Regions from separate parts of the Homo sapiens genome. Here region 2 is linked to region 1. A link is a loop called in an ENCODE intact Hi-C map of the cell type or tissue named here. Cell type or tissue: heart left ventricle. All regions are shown on one strand. Links, peaks and the distances in the headings refer to the core of each region. The heading gives the core; the rest is flanking DNA. Region 1 holds the start of LOC107985161 (a long non-coding RNA gene). Region 2 overlaps ROCK1 (Rho associated coiled-coil containing protein kinase 1).

Evidence for each region. Hi-C counts contacts between places; a loop is a spot of excess contacts. Peaks named below come from ENCODE experiments on the same cell type or tissue, not always from the same donor. Only the 100,000 strongest peaks of a DNase experiment are listed, where the experiment ranks them.
Region 2: it touches region 1 in a loop (3-fold over the local background); 18 of 110 quality-filtered maps call a loop at or near these places.

What each region holds. Positions count from the first base shown.
Region 1 is chr18:21,175,417-21,183,758 of GRCh38, forward strand. LOC107985161 (a long non-coding RNA gene) reads right to left here and starts at 4,917. Exons shown (of 3, transcript XR_001753365.2): 1 at 4,796-4,917; 2 at 4,635-4,712. It also overlaps the pseudogene EXOGP1. In heart left ventricle, for the core only: CTCF peaks have their summits at 4,393 (motif pointing left) and 4,595; no DNase peak of the experiment used is centred there.
Region 2 is chr18:21,000,436-21,008,777 of GRCh38, forward strand. It overlaps ROCK1 (Rho associated coiled-coil containing protein kinase 1), which reads right to left. Exons shown (of 33, transcript NM_005406.3): 14 at 7,624-7,759; 15 at 6,264-6,355; 16 at 5,916-6,162. Among named protein-coding and RNA genes, the nearest start is that of ROCK1, 110 kb to the right of the region's middle. In heart left ventricle, for the core only: a CTCF peak has its summit at 3,261 (motif pointing right); no DNase peak of the experiment used is centred there; H3K27ac peaks cover 1,882 bases.

The DNA.
Region 1 (8,342 bases), core at 69-8,068:
ATAATGGCAAAAAAAAAAGAAAAAGAAAAAGAAAAAGAAAAAACCCCAAAAAACATGACAATACTAAATGCTGGCCAGGATGCAGAGCAACTGGAACTCTCATGCATTGCTGGTGGGAATACAAAATGTACAGCCATTTTAGAAAATAATTTCATGCTTTTTTATAAAGTTAAACATGTATATGCCGGGTGCAGTGGCTCACGCCGGTAATCCCAGCACTTTGGGAGGCCGAGGCGGGCAGATCACGAAGTCAGGAGATTGAGACCATCCTGGCTAACACGGTGAAACCCCGTCTCTACTAAATATACAAAAAATTAGCCGAGCGTGGTGGCAGGCGCCTGTAGTCCCAGCTACTTGGGAGGCTGAGGCAGGAGAAGGGCGAGAACCCGGGAGGCGGAGCTTGCAGTGAGCTGAGATTGCAGCCACTGCACTCCAGCCTGGGCGACAGAGTGAGACTCTGTCTCAAAACAAAACAAAAATATATTTACCCTATGAACCACCAATCCCAATTCTTAGGTATGTACCCAAGGGAAATCAAGATATGTGTTCATACAAATATCTGAATATAAATTTTTATAGCAGTATGGCTGGGTGCGGTGGCTCACACCTGTAATCCCAGAACTTTGGGAGGCAGAGGCGGGTGGATCACCTGAGGTCAGGAGTTTGAGACCAGTCTGGCAAACATAGTGAAATCCCATCTCTACTAAAAATACAAAAAGTAGCTGGATGTGGTGGTGGGCGCCTGTAATCCTAGCTACTCTGGAGGCTGAGGCAGGAGAATTACTTGAACTTGGGAGGTGAAGGTTGCAGTGAGCTGAGATAGAGCCACTGCACTCCAGCCTGGGTGACAGAGTGAGACTCCATCTCAATAAATAAATAAATAAATTTTTATAGCAGCTTTATTCATAACCAACAATGACTGGAAGCAACCAAGATGTCTTTCAATAGCTGAATCGGTAAATACATCATAGTACATCCATAGAATATCACACAGCAGTAAAAGGGATGGACTAATTTTATATGCAGAAATATAGATGACTATAGGCCAGGCACGGTGGCTCACGCCTGTAATCCCAGCACTTTGGAAGGCCGAGGCAGGTGGATCACAAAGTTGGGAGTTCAAGACCAGCCTGGCCAACATGGTGAAACCCTGTTTCTACTAAAAATACAAAAATTAGCCAGGTGTGGTGGCATGTGCCTGTACTCCCAGCTACTTGGGAGGCTGAGGCAGGAGAATCACTTGAAACCAGGAGGCAGAGGTTGCAGTGAGCCTAGAATGCGCCATTGCACTCCAGCCTGGGCAACAGAGCATCTCAAAAATAAAAAAATTTTAAAAAAAATAAAATGGATGACTATATAAAGCCTTATGCTAAGTGAATAAAACCAGATGCAGAAGGCTATTTATATACATATATATACACACACACATATGTATATATATATACACACATATGTATACTTGTGTGTATATATATATATTTTGGAGACAGGGTTTGCTCTGTCACCCAGGCTGGAGTGCAGTGGCACGATCTCGGCTCACTGCAACCACCACCTCCTGGGTTCAAGCAATTCTCGTGCCTCAGCCTCCTGAGTAGCTGGGACTATAGGCATGAGCCACCATGCCCGGCTAATTTTTGTATTTTTATTAGAGATGGGGTTTCGCCATGTTGGCCAGGCTTGTCTCGAACTCCTGACCTTAGGTGATCTGCTTACCTCAGCCTGCCAAAGTGTTGGGATTACAGGCATGAGCCACTGTGCCCAGCCAGAAGGCTATATATTATATGATTGTATTTATATGACATTCTGGAAAAGATAAAACTATAGAGACCAAAAGCACATCAGTGGTTACTAGGGACTAGGGAGGGAGGGAGGGGTTATCTACAAAAGAGCACAAGGGAACTTTTGAGGATGATGGAAATATTCTGGATACATTCGTCAAGATTCCTACATTGTGCACCTAAAAAGTATTTTACTGTGCCTAGATTATAACTCAGCAAGCCTGACTATGAAAAAAGTAAATGAATAAATGCAGTCTCTAAAGCGAGAGTTTTTCAAATTAGTAAGATATAATCCATCAGTGAGTCAGTTGTGAATTCAATTTAGTGGGTTGTGACTGGCATTTTAAAAAAGTGAAATTGGCTGGCCATTGTGGGGCTCATGCCTGTAATCCCAGCACTTTGGAAGGCCAAGATAGGAGGATTGTTTCAGCCTAGGAGTGTGAAATCAGCCTAGGCAATATGTGAGACCCCAGTCTCTACAAAAAGTAGAAAAAATTTAGCCAGGTATGGTGGCACACACCTGTGGTCCCAGCTAAATGGGAGGCTGAGGTGGGAGGATTGCTTGAGCCCGGGAGGTGGAGGTTGCAGTGAGCTGAGATCGTACCACTGCACTCCAGCCTGGGCGACAGAGAGCGATTCTGCCTCAAAATAAATGCATAAAGTGAAAATAGACTAATATAAGAAATCATTGCACACAGTAAGAGGAATATGGTTAATGAAACATTTGTTTCAGTTTCATATATATGTATATATGTACTATAATAATGTGTCACAAAAAAGAAACCGTCATTCGATCTGTTTTTAATATACGGAATTTAATACAGGAAACTGGTTACACAAATGATAACGCTGAGAAGCCAAATAGGGGAAGGTGAGGCAACCAGAGATTAGCAGCAGCAGAAACCACTAATCCTTTTCGACTAGAGGGACAAAGAGAGGAGGCAGTGTGGTTAGATCCCAGAACTGGACTCATCTAATGACAGGAGGGCCTTTCTGGCTGGAGCTGGAGCCAGGGAGGAGATTTAGCCACTGTCAGAGATGCACCTCGGGCAGAGAAAGGCAAGGAGAATCATCCTAGCTTTTCCATTCTTCCCACTCTCCAGCGTTGTGGCAGGGCCTCGTATCAGTAGGACCCAGCCAGTAATCACTTAACAACATGAGAGCCTCAGAAACACAGCCTGTTGGGATCAGCATACCCATGACATTGCAGCAGAATAGGAAAGGATTTGAGAGCAAACAGGCCAGGGGCCGCCACAGTTGTGAAGTAATATATATTTCTGATTGAGGTTTGGGTTCTAAAAGATTTAAAAGCCATTACCTTAGACGACAAAGCTACCCTCTCAATTTTATGTGGTTCTCTCTACATATTGAAAGAATAAAATCATACTTTTGATCATTAGGGGATAGCAAATTTTGCCCTTTTTAATGTTCTGGTGGAAGGCAGTTTGAACTGAAGAAGTCAGATGGGGAGAATAATCCACTTCTCTCAGTAGTGTTTTGTTTTGTTTTGTTTTGTTTTGTTTTAGAGACAGGGTCTTACTCTGTTGCCCAGGCTGGAGTGCAGTAGCAGGATCACGGCTCACTGCAACCTCTTCTTGGGTTCAAGTGATCCTCCCACTTCAGCCTGTCAAGTAGCTGGGACTAGAGGCACGCACCACCATGCTCAGCTAATTTTTAAGTATTTTTTGTAGAGATGGGGTCTTGCTATGTTGCCCTCCCAAAGTGCTGGAATTATAGGTGTGAGCCACCATGCCCAGACCCTTTTTAGTTTAGGAGTAGTCTTATAAAGCTCTCTTCGTAAAGAAGTTAAAACTTCTAACAGATGCAGGTGAAATATAGGCTAGAAACAACAGAACAGGAAAGAAGTACACAAGCAGCAAATATGTAAGCAAAGGAACCAGATGCTTCTCTCCTTGACTGTGTACAAGGAAACTCATAGTACGTGCTTAAGAATTGGCAAGCTGAGTACCAAATTGCCTCTGCTGGCAGCTATATGTGTGAGAATTCTACAAAATTGCCTGGATCCACAAGGACATCAGCGACCAAAATTCATTTACAGCACCGTATTTCTGACTGGTGGCTATCTGTTACTCTGGTTCCAAAACTCTGACCTTCAATTACTTTAGATTTCTGATCCCATCCCAAGAAATGGCTCCCAAAGCTCCCTCAGCCCTTTACTACCTCCTTGATTTGAGACCAAACCTAATGCTTGATCCCTTGTGCTTGGAAACATCCTAGCACCCACTTTTGGACTTCTACCCTGTACCGACGGTGCACAAACAATGTACTTCAATCTGTTCATTTTCTCTCTGGTCTCTTTCAGTCAACTTTAATACAATTCTGGCAATATCATTTTAAACTCAACTGTATAATTATCAAGAGTTATTTTTAAAGGCAATGAATATTTGTTGGGTGAATGAGTGGATGGATGGATGGATGGATGGATGGATGGATGGATGGATGGATGGATGGATGGATGGATGGTTGGATGGATGGATAGATGAAGGCAATGGAAGTCTCAGTTCTACTTTTCAGCCAGGCTGAGGGGAAGTCCTGAAGCCAGTATCGTGGCTCTTCGTTTAAAGACCACCAGAATGCCATTGCACTGCCATCTAGTGGTAGCATAGCCACATATAGGAAAAGAAATGGCGGAAAAACAAGCCTGAATGCAAAATGAGTGAATGTCATAGCTGTTTCGCAGATTCTGGCTGCTTATAATTGCCTCTCCTCAGTTGACTATCTTTGATAGTAATACCATTTCACCTTGATTGTTTAACACATGTACGAAGAACACCAGCAGGGTTATATAAATAGATTTCACTAGCTCAGCCACCGTATGGTGGGATAGGTACTCACCGGTACAATGATGCCAAAGGTCTGTGTTCCTTTTGAGACAGTCATTGGGCCCATGGTTTTCTAAAGTGTGATAACCAGCTGTTTTCAAAGAGAAGCATGATAACAATGTTATTACTTCCACACTTCAGCTTTAATTTGATGACTTCTTTTAGAGAACATACTTTGTTTCTGGACAAATGGTAGTCTTTTCCTTTATACAGTCTTTTCCTGGATAAGTGATAAATTGGTAGAAACTCTTTATCTCAGAATGAAATTATGTAAAAGCAAAATAAAATAGCTGCAAATTTTAGGCAACCAGGAGTATAAAATGAGGACTTCATGTAATAATAAAACTGTATTATTAATAATAAACGGTATAATTAAGTTATCTTGGCTGAAGGGAGTTGAGATTGAGTCAGGCTGGCCTGAGAGATATGAAAACATCTCCCTAAAGGACTTTATATTTGTTTTTCTTTTTTCCCATTATCATCTTATCTTTATCTTAAAGCCTTGGCATTTCTGTTAGAACAAACACATCACAAAATTTTTTTTCTTGTAATACCACTTGGAAAGATAGCAGTGGTATGTCAGATTCAGACAAATTTGTATGCCCCAAGACATTTTACCACCGATACTCAGGATAGTCCATGAAAGGACCCCATGTAAACCCAAATCTAGAGATCTGGCTCAGAAAAACAGCCACTATTTTCCCCAGAAATGCTAACGGCCTTTGGACCTTTGGCTCAAAGCACCACCTGCCCAGTGCTACCCAGGTAGATAAGCAGGCACAGAGGCCAGCAAACCGTAAGCTGGTGACTGTGGGCAGACCCTTCTCAGCCTCCTTAATCTTAAAAACAAAAAGCTCATCTGGAAAGCAAGGAACATCGATTTGGCACCGTCTGGTCACTGAAAGAACTGCTGCCTCGGGCAAGCAGGGGCTCGGATCAACCCTACAAAGTCCTGTCCTCTAACTCCCAAGTACCTGTGGTGACCGCCTCCTTCCAAAGAGCGAAGGAAGGTTCAGTTCAGAGGATGTTAAGCTTCCTTTGGCTCACACAGCAGACAAGAAATCAGACCCCTTTTACCAAGCAGGCCTGGGGCCCACAGATACCCATGGAAATCGGTATGTATTTCTAAGTCAAAAACTTCCATCCATGTGAGAGAAGATTTGAGTCAACCTCAGCTATCTTTCTTCTTTAGAACTGTCTGCCTCATACTTTGTGGATGCCTACTTTGGAAAGGTGAACCTTGGGCAAGACATTAAGCTCTCTAAGCCTCAATTTTCTCACAGATAAAATGGGGATAGCGGTATTTACCTCAGAGGGTCATTGTGAGACAATACGTGGCAAGCACTGAGTCCAGTGTATAGAACGAATATATAGAATGCATTAAGTGAGCAGAAACTGTAGTTGTTGAGTGCTTCTACACAGACAGAAATGGAAGAATAGCAGGTTCAGGAGAGGAGAAAGAAGAAACGAATACACAGTGCATGTCAACAGGATAACATATAGAGGATTTCTAAAAGCCACCTCCAAGACAAATTCAGGTCCCAGGAGGAACAGACTGTACAATCCTGAGTTTCAAGAAGGATGAACAGATACATCAAAGGTGATGCATGATTTGGAGGCATAAAAGTAAGCAATGTCTTCACAATACTACACATCCAGAGAAACACAAATGCAGCGTCATCTGTGGACACGGTCCTCCTGTTAACTCCATACAAGATCAGCCCTCCATCTGCAGGTGTCATAGCTTCCTCAACAATTAGTTCCCAAGTCCTATAAAATACCCAACCAAAAAATTGTAGATCTTTCATCTTTTAGGGAAATTTTTAATTGTAAATTTAGGATTCCACCATTTATTTAAAGCAAAGTCACTAGTAGCTGAGGGTGGTGGCACACGTGGGTGGTACCAGCTACTCAGGAAGTGGAGGCGGGAGGATCACTTGAGCAGCCCAGAAGTAGGAGGCTGCAGTGAGCTATGATCACACCACTCCATTCTGGCCTGGGTGACAGACTGAGACCCCATGTCTTTAAAAAAAAAAAAAAAAAAAAAGCAAAAAGCAAAGCCACTATATTAGTGTAAGGAGGGCGTGCCTGCTTCCTTACAGATGATATCACATGTGTTCTTGTTTACTTATTTATTTAACTTAATTTTTTTTTAGATAGAACCTTGCCCTGTCACCCAGGTTGGAGTGTAGTGGCACAATCTCAGCTCACTGCAACCTCTGCCTCTTGGGTTCAAGTGATTCTCCTGCCTCAGCCTCCCCAGTAGCTGAGACTACAGGCACTCACCAGCATGCTTGGCTAATTTTTGTAGTTTTGGTAAAGATGTGGTTTCATCGCGTTGGCCAGGCTGGTCTCGAGCTCCTGAGCTCAAGTGATGTGCCTGCCTCGGCCTCCCAAAGTGCTGGGATTACAGACATTAGCCACTGCGTCCTGCCAATATCACACATGTTCTGAGATGAAAACCAGAATGGCTTTCTTGTCTGGGTTCCTGACTGCTCCTTAGCTTTGAGTTCTTCTAGTTTCTTCTCACAGAGACTCATGAAGTAATCATCTGGTTCAATCCCTGCATTCTTCAAATTTTCCAGGAATTTTTCCAGTGTGTCCACTGATCTGGCTTCCTCAATCTTTCTTGTGCTCAGGTAGAGTGAACTCCTAGAAATCCAGGTGCTTACAAGTGTCCACAGAGGAGATATTTCTGACATCACTAATTCTATCCAAACAAGGAAAAAACATCAGTTCTGACAACTTCTCTAGGTCCCAGAGGCTCACTTGGAATCCAATTAACTAGGACTAGAAGCCAGTGCCTCCACTGGGTATCACAAAGGCCCCTAGTGGCATTAGTTCTGTAGAAACTGGGCTTCTACAGGCCAGGATCACCTCATAAAGGTGTGAGGGGACTGCCATCTTGTCTCACCGATCATCTGGTACCTCTTTTCTTTCCATCACTTCTAGTCTGCGGTAAGGTCAAAGGCCAAGATACTACCCAAATATCTTCAAACCTCCCTGTCAGTTCTCAACAGAACATTTCTATTCTGTTTCAACATCCAGAATTATTATGAAATCCCAAGGCACAATAGTAGAAAGGTAAAAGGTTTCAGCTTTACTTGAACATTTGTTATTTCCAGCTGGAGCCGTGTGTCCTCAGGACTACCTGCTTCCAACATGGTCCTCGCTGAAGGCAGTGAAGGTTGGAGGGATATTGGGACCAGGCTTAAATATACAATGTTTTCTGTCTGCATCACCTTGTCTCTGTTCCAGTTAAAGGGAATCCAAATTGTCCCCAGAGCCTTTTCTGCAGATTCATCCAGCCCCCTCACTGCCACCACTGCCTCAGCACCCTGACTCCAGAGGAACTGCAGGGCTGTGAGCCGACTCCCATGGTGCCCACTATAGCCCTGACCGTGCAGCCACTCCAAAAACACCAGGCGCCTCTGAGGTGGGAAGTAATACCCTCGGCAGTTATCTGACCCAAAGTACCACATATTTGCTTTATTTATTTATTTATTTATTTTTGAGACAGAGTCTCTGTCTGTCGCCCAGGCTGGAGTGCAGTGGCAAGATCTCGGCTCACTGCAACCTCTACGTCCCAGGTTCAAGCAATTCTCCTGCCTCAGCCTCCTGAGTAGCTGGGATTACAGGTGCCAGCCACCATACCTGGATAATTTTTGTATTTTTTAGTAGAGACAGGGTTTCACCATGTTGGCCAGGCTGGTTTCTAACT
Region 2 (8,342 bases), core at 210-8,209, 170 kb before region 1:
TATTTTTAGTAGAGACATGGTTTTGCCACGTTGCCCAGGCTGGACTCAAACTCCTGAGCTTAAGCGATCTGCCCAGCGCAGCCTCCCAAAGTGCTGGGATTACAGGTGTGAGCTACTGCACCTGGCTGCCAATCGATTTTCAACAAAGATGCCAAGACCATTTACACAGGAAAGAATAGTCTCTTCAAACAAATGTTGCTGGGACAACTGGATATTAGATGCTCAATATCATTAGTCATTAGGGACAATGAAAATCAAAACAAACAGCAATGGGACAACCACCACATACCCACTAGAGTAACTAACTGAAAAAAAGGAAAATACCAAGTGTTGGCAGGGATATGGAGAAACTGGAATCCTGTACATTGCTGACAGGAATGTAAAATGGTGCAGCCATTGCAGAAAACAGTTTGGAAATTCCTCCAAAGTTACACATAGAATTACAAGATGACTCAGAAATTCCACTCCTAAATATACACCCCTAAAGAATTAAAAACAGGTACTCCAACAAATACTTGTACACAAATGTTGAAGGAGTGCTATTTACAATAGCCAAAAGGTGGAATCAATCCACAGTAATATTCTGTTATATGTATATCATCAACAGATGAATGGCTAAGCAAAATGTGGTAAATACATATAACAGAATATTACTCAGCCACAAATGAATGAACTACTGACACATGCTACAATATAGATGAACCTGTAAAACATTATGCTAAGTGAAAAAAGCCTGACACAAAAGGTCACACATTCTATGATGCCATTTATACGAAATATCCAGAACGGGTAAATTCAGAGACAGAAAGGAAATTGGTGGTTGCCAGGAGATAGTGGAGCGGAGAATAGGGAGGGGCAGCTTAATGGATCCTATTTTGTAGTTTCAAAATGAAATGTTTTGGAACCACATAGAGGAGGTATTTGTGAACATTTTGAATGTAGTAAATGCTGTTGAATTGTATATTTTTAAATGGTTAGCTTTTTGTTACAAGAATTTCACCTTAATTAAAAAATATAGACAGCAAAAGCTGTTAGAAATACAAGGGAGGCTGCCAGGCATGGTGGCTCACGCCTGTAATCCCAGCACTTTGGGAGGCTGAGGCAGGCAGATCACGAGGTCAAGAGATCAAGACATCCTGGCCAACATGGTGAAACCCTGTCTCTACTAAAAATACAAAAATTAGCTGGGCATGGTGGCGCATGCCTGTAGTCCCAGCTACTTGGGAGGCTGAGGCAGGAGAACCACTTGAACCTGGGAGGCAGAGGTTGCAATGAGCCGAGATCATGCCACTGCACTGTAGCCTGGGTGACAGAGTGAGGCTCCGTCTCAAAAAAAAAAAAAGAAAAGAAATACATGGGAGGCTATGAGAAAAAACCCACAATGATAGTGAAAACTTTTAAAACACATTTTAAAATTTGACAGAACAAAGGGACAAAGAATAAATGCAATCTTAGAAAACTGATGGATTACATTAGAAAACGGATCAACTTTTCACCCAAAAAGATGTTTCATACAAAAATCGACAATTTTCAAATGCCCATGTAACAGTGAAATGCAAAAATCATTTATAAACTAAGCCAGAAAAAAAATCATTAAAAGTAGAAATCCCAAAGTAGAAATCTTTTAATAGTTCCTGATCACAATAAGAAATTATTAATTACAAAAAAAATTGTTTCCTACCTCTGTCCATTAAAATCACCTACAAACATTGACCAACCCAACAGTAGTGAGCACCCATAGAATTCAGGTTATAGACCCCGAATGTCATATGCTACAAAAGGAACCGGAGTTCCTAGGCAAATGGGTGATTTCAGGTCTGGGACAAAAAATAATTCTGGAAAATCTATGCATATCAAAAAGCAAGGATGTGATCTAAAACTACTAGGGTAGTGTCTAAACTTAAAGAATTCCTACTAAACTTCATGTGAGCATCATTAAGAATAATGCAAAGGGCTAACATATATTAAATATATTAAAATTCATGAGTTCACAAATATATTTTAAAAATTCACTAATCATCTTTGGAGGATGCCTGGGAAATAACTCACTGTTCCAAAAACTGACAAAGAATTAAGTATTTAACCTGACTTTCTTTTATAAGCTGTACCTCAAAGTAACTACTATATAATTGATGAGGAAATGTTCATCTCTAGAGTAGTATTCCAATTAACAAATGAAGGAAGATGGATAAAAATAGATGATCACCACTGCAAATTCCTAAAGAAACAAAGGACCTAGGCAATGATCATCAATGGCTACTAACACCACAAAAAGATACAGCCAGACTTTATGTTTTTTCATTCGTTTGTTTGTTGTTGTTTTTGAGACAGGGTCTTGTTCTGTTGCCCAGGCTGAAGTACAGTGGCACGATTTCAGCTCACTGCAACCTCCATCTCCTGGGCTCAAGCAATCCTCCACCTGAGCCTCCTAAGTAGCTAGGACTACAGGTGCATGCCACCATACCTCGCTAATTTTTTATTTTTTGTAGAGATGAGGTTTCGTCATGTTGTTCAGGCTGGCCTCAAACTCCTGGGCTCAAGAGATCCACCCACCTCAGCCTCCCAAAGTGTTGGTTTTACAGGTGTGAGCCACTGCACCCAGCCCAGATTTTATGTTTATGTGTCTCCTGGTACCTAAATACTACTTACAAGTATTCTTGACAAAGTCCTACCGAAGTAGATCACATCTCTAGATCTAACGTCTAGTTTAAAGTACTACGGCGGACAGAGCAACATGCTAAATGATACCAGCAGATGAAATCAGTAAAATTCTGAACAGGAGCCACTCACAGGACGAAAAAAACATGGTTTCTTTAACCGAAAACAACAGCAAAAAGAGATTACAAAGAACACAAAAGGGAGGAGGAAAATACAGATTAAAATAAACTTAAGGGACGTATTAATGAAATGCAATGTCCAAACTTTGGATCCAAATTCAAGCAAAATAAATGCAATAAGAACAAATTATGAGACTACTAGAGGAACTTAAGCACTAATTAGATATTTTATAATATTATATAACTGTCACCTATTTTCTACCTTTGATAATGGCATTGTAGTTATGTTTGTCTTTTTAAAAAAGAGTCCCTATCTTTAAGATAATGAAATATTTACAAATTAGGATGTATTTACAAAAGGACAATGTGGTGCCTGATATGAGCTTCAAAATAATTCAGTGTCAGAGGATTGGGAAGGGGAGGTGGAGGTACAAAATGAAACACGACTGGCTACCAAATGAAGGTTTTTGAAGCTTAATGAGTACACAAGAGGTCACTATAGTACAGGTTAGGCATCCTTAATTGGAAAATCCAAAAATCCAAAATGCTCCAAATTCTGAAACTTTTTGAGCACTGACATGACATTCAAGGATTTCAGATTTGGGATACTCAACTGGTAAGTATACATAATGCAAATATTCTCACAAACCACCCAAAATCCAAAATCTGAAGCACTTCTGGTTCCAAGCAAACAATTAAAAAAAACAGAAAAAGACTTTTAAAAATGGTTAATTTAAAAAAATTGATTTTTGCCTTTCAATCTGAAGAATCAGAGATAAACTTACTAGATGAAAGCTTATCAATTCAGTTAAAATTTCAATCCTCCATAACATTTTGATCACTTTCATTAAGCCTCTATAGCCTGAACTTTTGGAAACTTTCCCTATAATCAATTGCAGCCTTACTGTTGCACTAGTCCAGGTACTGGCAAACATCAGGGCTGCAGCCTGTTTCTGTACAGATGTCAAGCTAAGAATGGTTTTTATACTTTAAAAGGTTATAAAAAGTAAAAAATAAAAAAGACTATGCAACAGAGATCATATATGGAGGACATTCAATTAATGAATAACAATCAAGACTCTGCCAGAAGCCCACCATCCCAAACTAAATTTATACTTGAGAGACCTGAAAGTTCTTAAAGACCAGAAAAGACTAATATAAGCATTGTGATTTTTTTAAAAACCCACAATGCACTTTTATATGTATGTTGAAACTCACATAAGTTGTGTGCATTATTTTAGTGTATGTGAGCTTTTATTCACGTTTAAGTTCCAAATTAAACTCTGAAAAAGAATAAACTAACAATAAATCATGCTATAAATTTTCCTTAACTTTTACTGATATCTAAAAAATAGATTCAGTTAAAAACCACTGTTGATAGTACATGGATGATCTCTGCCTCTGAAGCAAGGAGCTTAAAGCTCAGTCAAACACAGATCACAAACTTATAAGAATTTTAGAATTGGAAGGATTTATAGAGGTAACCTATTCTTATCTCCTTGGTTTACAGATAAAGAAGGGAGATGAAGAGACTTTCAAACAGCTAATAAGCTGTATAAAAAGGCCTAGGAAAACAATTTAAGGAAGTCTGTGACTTTCCTATTACATATAAAGTGGTTACTTTCTTAGTTATAATCAGATCTATTTTAAGCCTGGTCCCTGAGAAATATGATTGCACAACACTCCTCAGCTAAGAACCAACAGGAGATTGTATTTTCTGTTTCCTTAGTCACAAAAACTGACCCTGACCTCTCTCCACTGAATTATAGCTAATCATCAAGCCCCAAGGGACCTGAAACTATGTTCCCATCTCTAACTAAGGTTAAAAAGAACTCCTCCCTCCAATTTTTTCCTGAGACATCTGGCAACTTCTATGCATATTTGTTTTGATTAGGTAGTATGGATGCTGCTGCTAACAGGAATAGAAAATAGAAAAATATGTGAGTAGGTAAAGCCAGGAATCTTTTTGAAAACAAACTGAATTTTATTACTATTTAAAAACTGTTCATTTATTCACTTAGTTATACTCAATCTTCTGCCTCTTAGATTCACAAAGACTGTCAATATCTCCAGTTCAAACATTCCCAAGTATCTAACTTTTAATGTGTAATGGGATTTTATTTCTGCAACTGACTTTCTATTACTACCAACGATGCATGAGGAATTCCTAGGTTTTAATAGTGATAATCCTCTTTGCCTGGATTAGTCTCACTTTGAGTAAAACCTTTATGAATTAGGCAAGTTTTTAAATGAAGTTTTTGGTTAATTTGTCTGTAAAACTGAAAAATATCCACATTACATACCCTGCAGGAGTACCTGTGAGGGTGAAGAAATTACAATGTGATACAAATGTGGGCATTATTCTAAAAGAGAAAGAATGCTGGCCTGGTGTGGTGTCTCACACCCATAATGCCAGCACTTTGGGAGGTCGAGGTGGGCGGATCGCTTGAGCTCAGGAGTTTGAGACCAGCCTGGGCAAAATGGTGAAACCCCGTCTCTACAAAAAATGCAAAAATTAGCTGGGCATGGTGGCATGCACCTGTAGTCCCAGCTACTCAGGAGGTTGAGGTGGGAGAATTGCTTGACCTCAGGAGTTCAAGGCTGCAGTGAGCTGTGATCATGCCGCTGCACTCCAGCCTGTGCAACAGAGCAAGTTCCTATCTCAAAAAAACGTAAACAATAAAAAAGAATGCAACCATTTCTGGTTTCACCAAAGTCATTTTCTTTATGAGGGTAATATGATCATAAATATATTAACTTAGACTTAAAAATGGTCAAGATGGTAAATTTTATGTTATATATTTTTAACAATTAAAAATAAAAATTATAAAATATTCCTTCCATTGATAGATGAGTGGATGAACAAAATGTGGTATACACATACCATGGAATATTACTGAGCCCTAAAAAGGAAGGAAAATCTGACACACACAACATGGATAAACCTTGAAGACATTGTGCTAAGTGAAAAAAGCCAGACGCAAAAGGACAAACACTGTATGATTCCACTTATATGATGATGGTTGCATACATTGTGAACTGCATTTAATCCCACTGAACTGTATATATAAAAATGGTTAAAATGTTATAATAAATTTCATGTTACGTATATTTTACCACAATAAGAAAAAATATTACCTTGAAGGTCTCCAATCATCTCAGAATCATGACCTCTGTCTCTTCGTTCAGCTTCTAATATAGCTTGCAGCTGGTAATAATCTTTGTCTGTTTGTGACTTAGAATTCTCTAAAATTCGATTTCTCTCTTGCAACTCTCTGTTCAGGGACTCTAACTGACTAATTGACTTGCTCATCTCTGTGTGACTCTTCCTCAATCTTACAGCTGTGTCCGATTCTGTCCTAAGTAAGTCATTGGCTTCTTCTAGCTATTTAAAAAGAAAGCAAAAAAATAGGTTTCTGACCAAAGTACGATATAATTTAATTATCTACAATTTTTTTAAAAAGGAACCTCATTTGAAACACTTACCTGCTTTTGTAACTGGGACAGCTTCTCATTAGCAAGCTGTGAATTCTGACTGACTTTCTTTAAGTCTTCCAACTGATCCTTTAATGTAGAAACTAGAAAATGAAAGAATAATATATAGAAATTACAACATTTTCATAGGGGAAACATATAAATCCTTTTTTAAAAAAAGACATTTAGTCTTAGGCCATAATAGTCAGCTACATTAGGTCCACTCCCAAAGCCAAATTCCAATTTGGAAGTACCTGCATTTTAAATTCATTAAAAAGTAGAACATTATCTTCTAATACAGAGTGCAAAAAGATTTCTTCTTACTGTTGTAAATCTCAAACTCCTTTATTCCCTTTATAAGATCACTGATAGTATACTTATAAAGCTAGTTTTAATATTATTTATTTTTCAAGAGTTCAATTGCTTGATAATTCAATATCTTAATAAAAATACAAAATTTAAAAGGTACCAAATGGTAGATAGTATAGAATAAGTCCTCCTTTCTCCATTTAGTCATTTTTGCCCCTTCTGAGTCTCCCTTAACTGGCTCTCCTCCCTAATATATATTTAATTTAAGCATATATAGACAAGTACTCTTGTTTTAAACACAAGCAATCCGTTTCTGTCACTTAAAGATCTGTCTTAGAGACTGTTTTATAACCGTATTTAAGGAGATGATTTATTATTTTTTATAAGCCACATAGTATTCTACCATATAGATGTACTAAAATTTATTACAGCATTCATTACCTTTATGTTTCATATATGTATTACATTATGTTTCATATACAGCATTGACTGCATTTTTTTTGTCATTTTAAACAATGCTACAATGAATAGCCTTGTGTATATATCAGTTTGCAGTAGGAGTATGTACGTGAAATAACTTATGGAAGTGAAATTACTGCATCAATGGGAGTAGAAAGGTATTTTAAATATATTTGTAACACAAGCATTAAAACACAAGAAATTCTGGTTTAGAAGTTCTTAGACGCAGCTGCTTGTTAGAAGTACCTAGGGGGCTTGTAAAGAATAATGATACTCAGGCCACATATCTAGACCAATTAAATTAGAATCGCTGGGATTTAGGCATCAGTACTCTTTAAAGCTTCCCAGGAGATTCCAGTATGCACACCATGATGACAATCACTACTCTAGTTAAATGCTACTTACTATTTACTTTAATATGTAATTTAATATTTAATTTAATTACTATTTAATATGTTATAAATTTAACCTGAGACCTGGGTTATTTAGCTTATAAAGTGTCTTAGGATTGTAGCTTCATGTATGTATCATGGACACTAAATTAAAGACAACCTCATGACAGTGTTAGAAATTCTATCATTTTTCAAAAGTAGTGACAATTTACCTTCATTTTCTACATTTCTTCTCTTCTCATTTTCCTGTTCAGCTTTTCTTTGGTACTCATTAATTCTATGCTGTAGCAACATTTTCTCCTTCTCAATCTGAGACACTGTAGATTCTAGATTTCTTCTTTGATTTCCCTGGAATTATAATGATAAAAGTTACCACTGTGATTAATACTCTGGTCATTCATTCAAGTGAGTATTTTGTTCTTAAAAACAAAAAACAAGAAAAAAAAAAAGACAAACACTTAAGATGAATGTTCTGTTTCAAACGCAAATAGTATCTCCTAATACAACTTTCTAAGTAGCTTGCCTTTTAAGAAGACAGTGGGAATCTGTCTTCTGTAGCTGGGACTACAGGGACGCACCACTGCGTCCAGCTAATTTTTCTATTTTTGGTAGAGACGGCTTTTGCCATGTTGGCCAGGCTGGTTTTGAACTCTTGACCTCAGGTGATCCGCCTGCCTCAGCCTCCCAAAGTACTGGGATAACAGGCATGAGCTACTGTGCCCAGCCTAAAATACCCAAATTTTCACAACTTAAAAATGTACCTTTCTGAGTTACCACTATCAGTAAATCTTGTTTTTGATGCTTCACTTTTTAAGACTCCACATTAGGAAACCTGTTTTACAGTGTTTCTGGGCTTTCTCATCTTTAAGCAGAAATTGGACATAAATCATTCAAGGTCTTTCTGATTCTAAGAGTTTATCATTCTAACTTT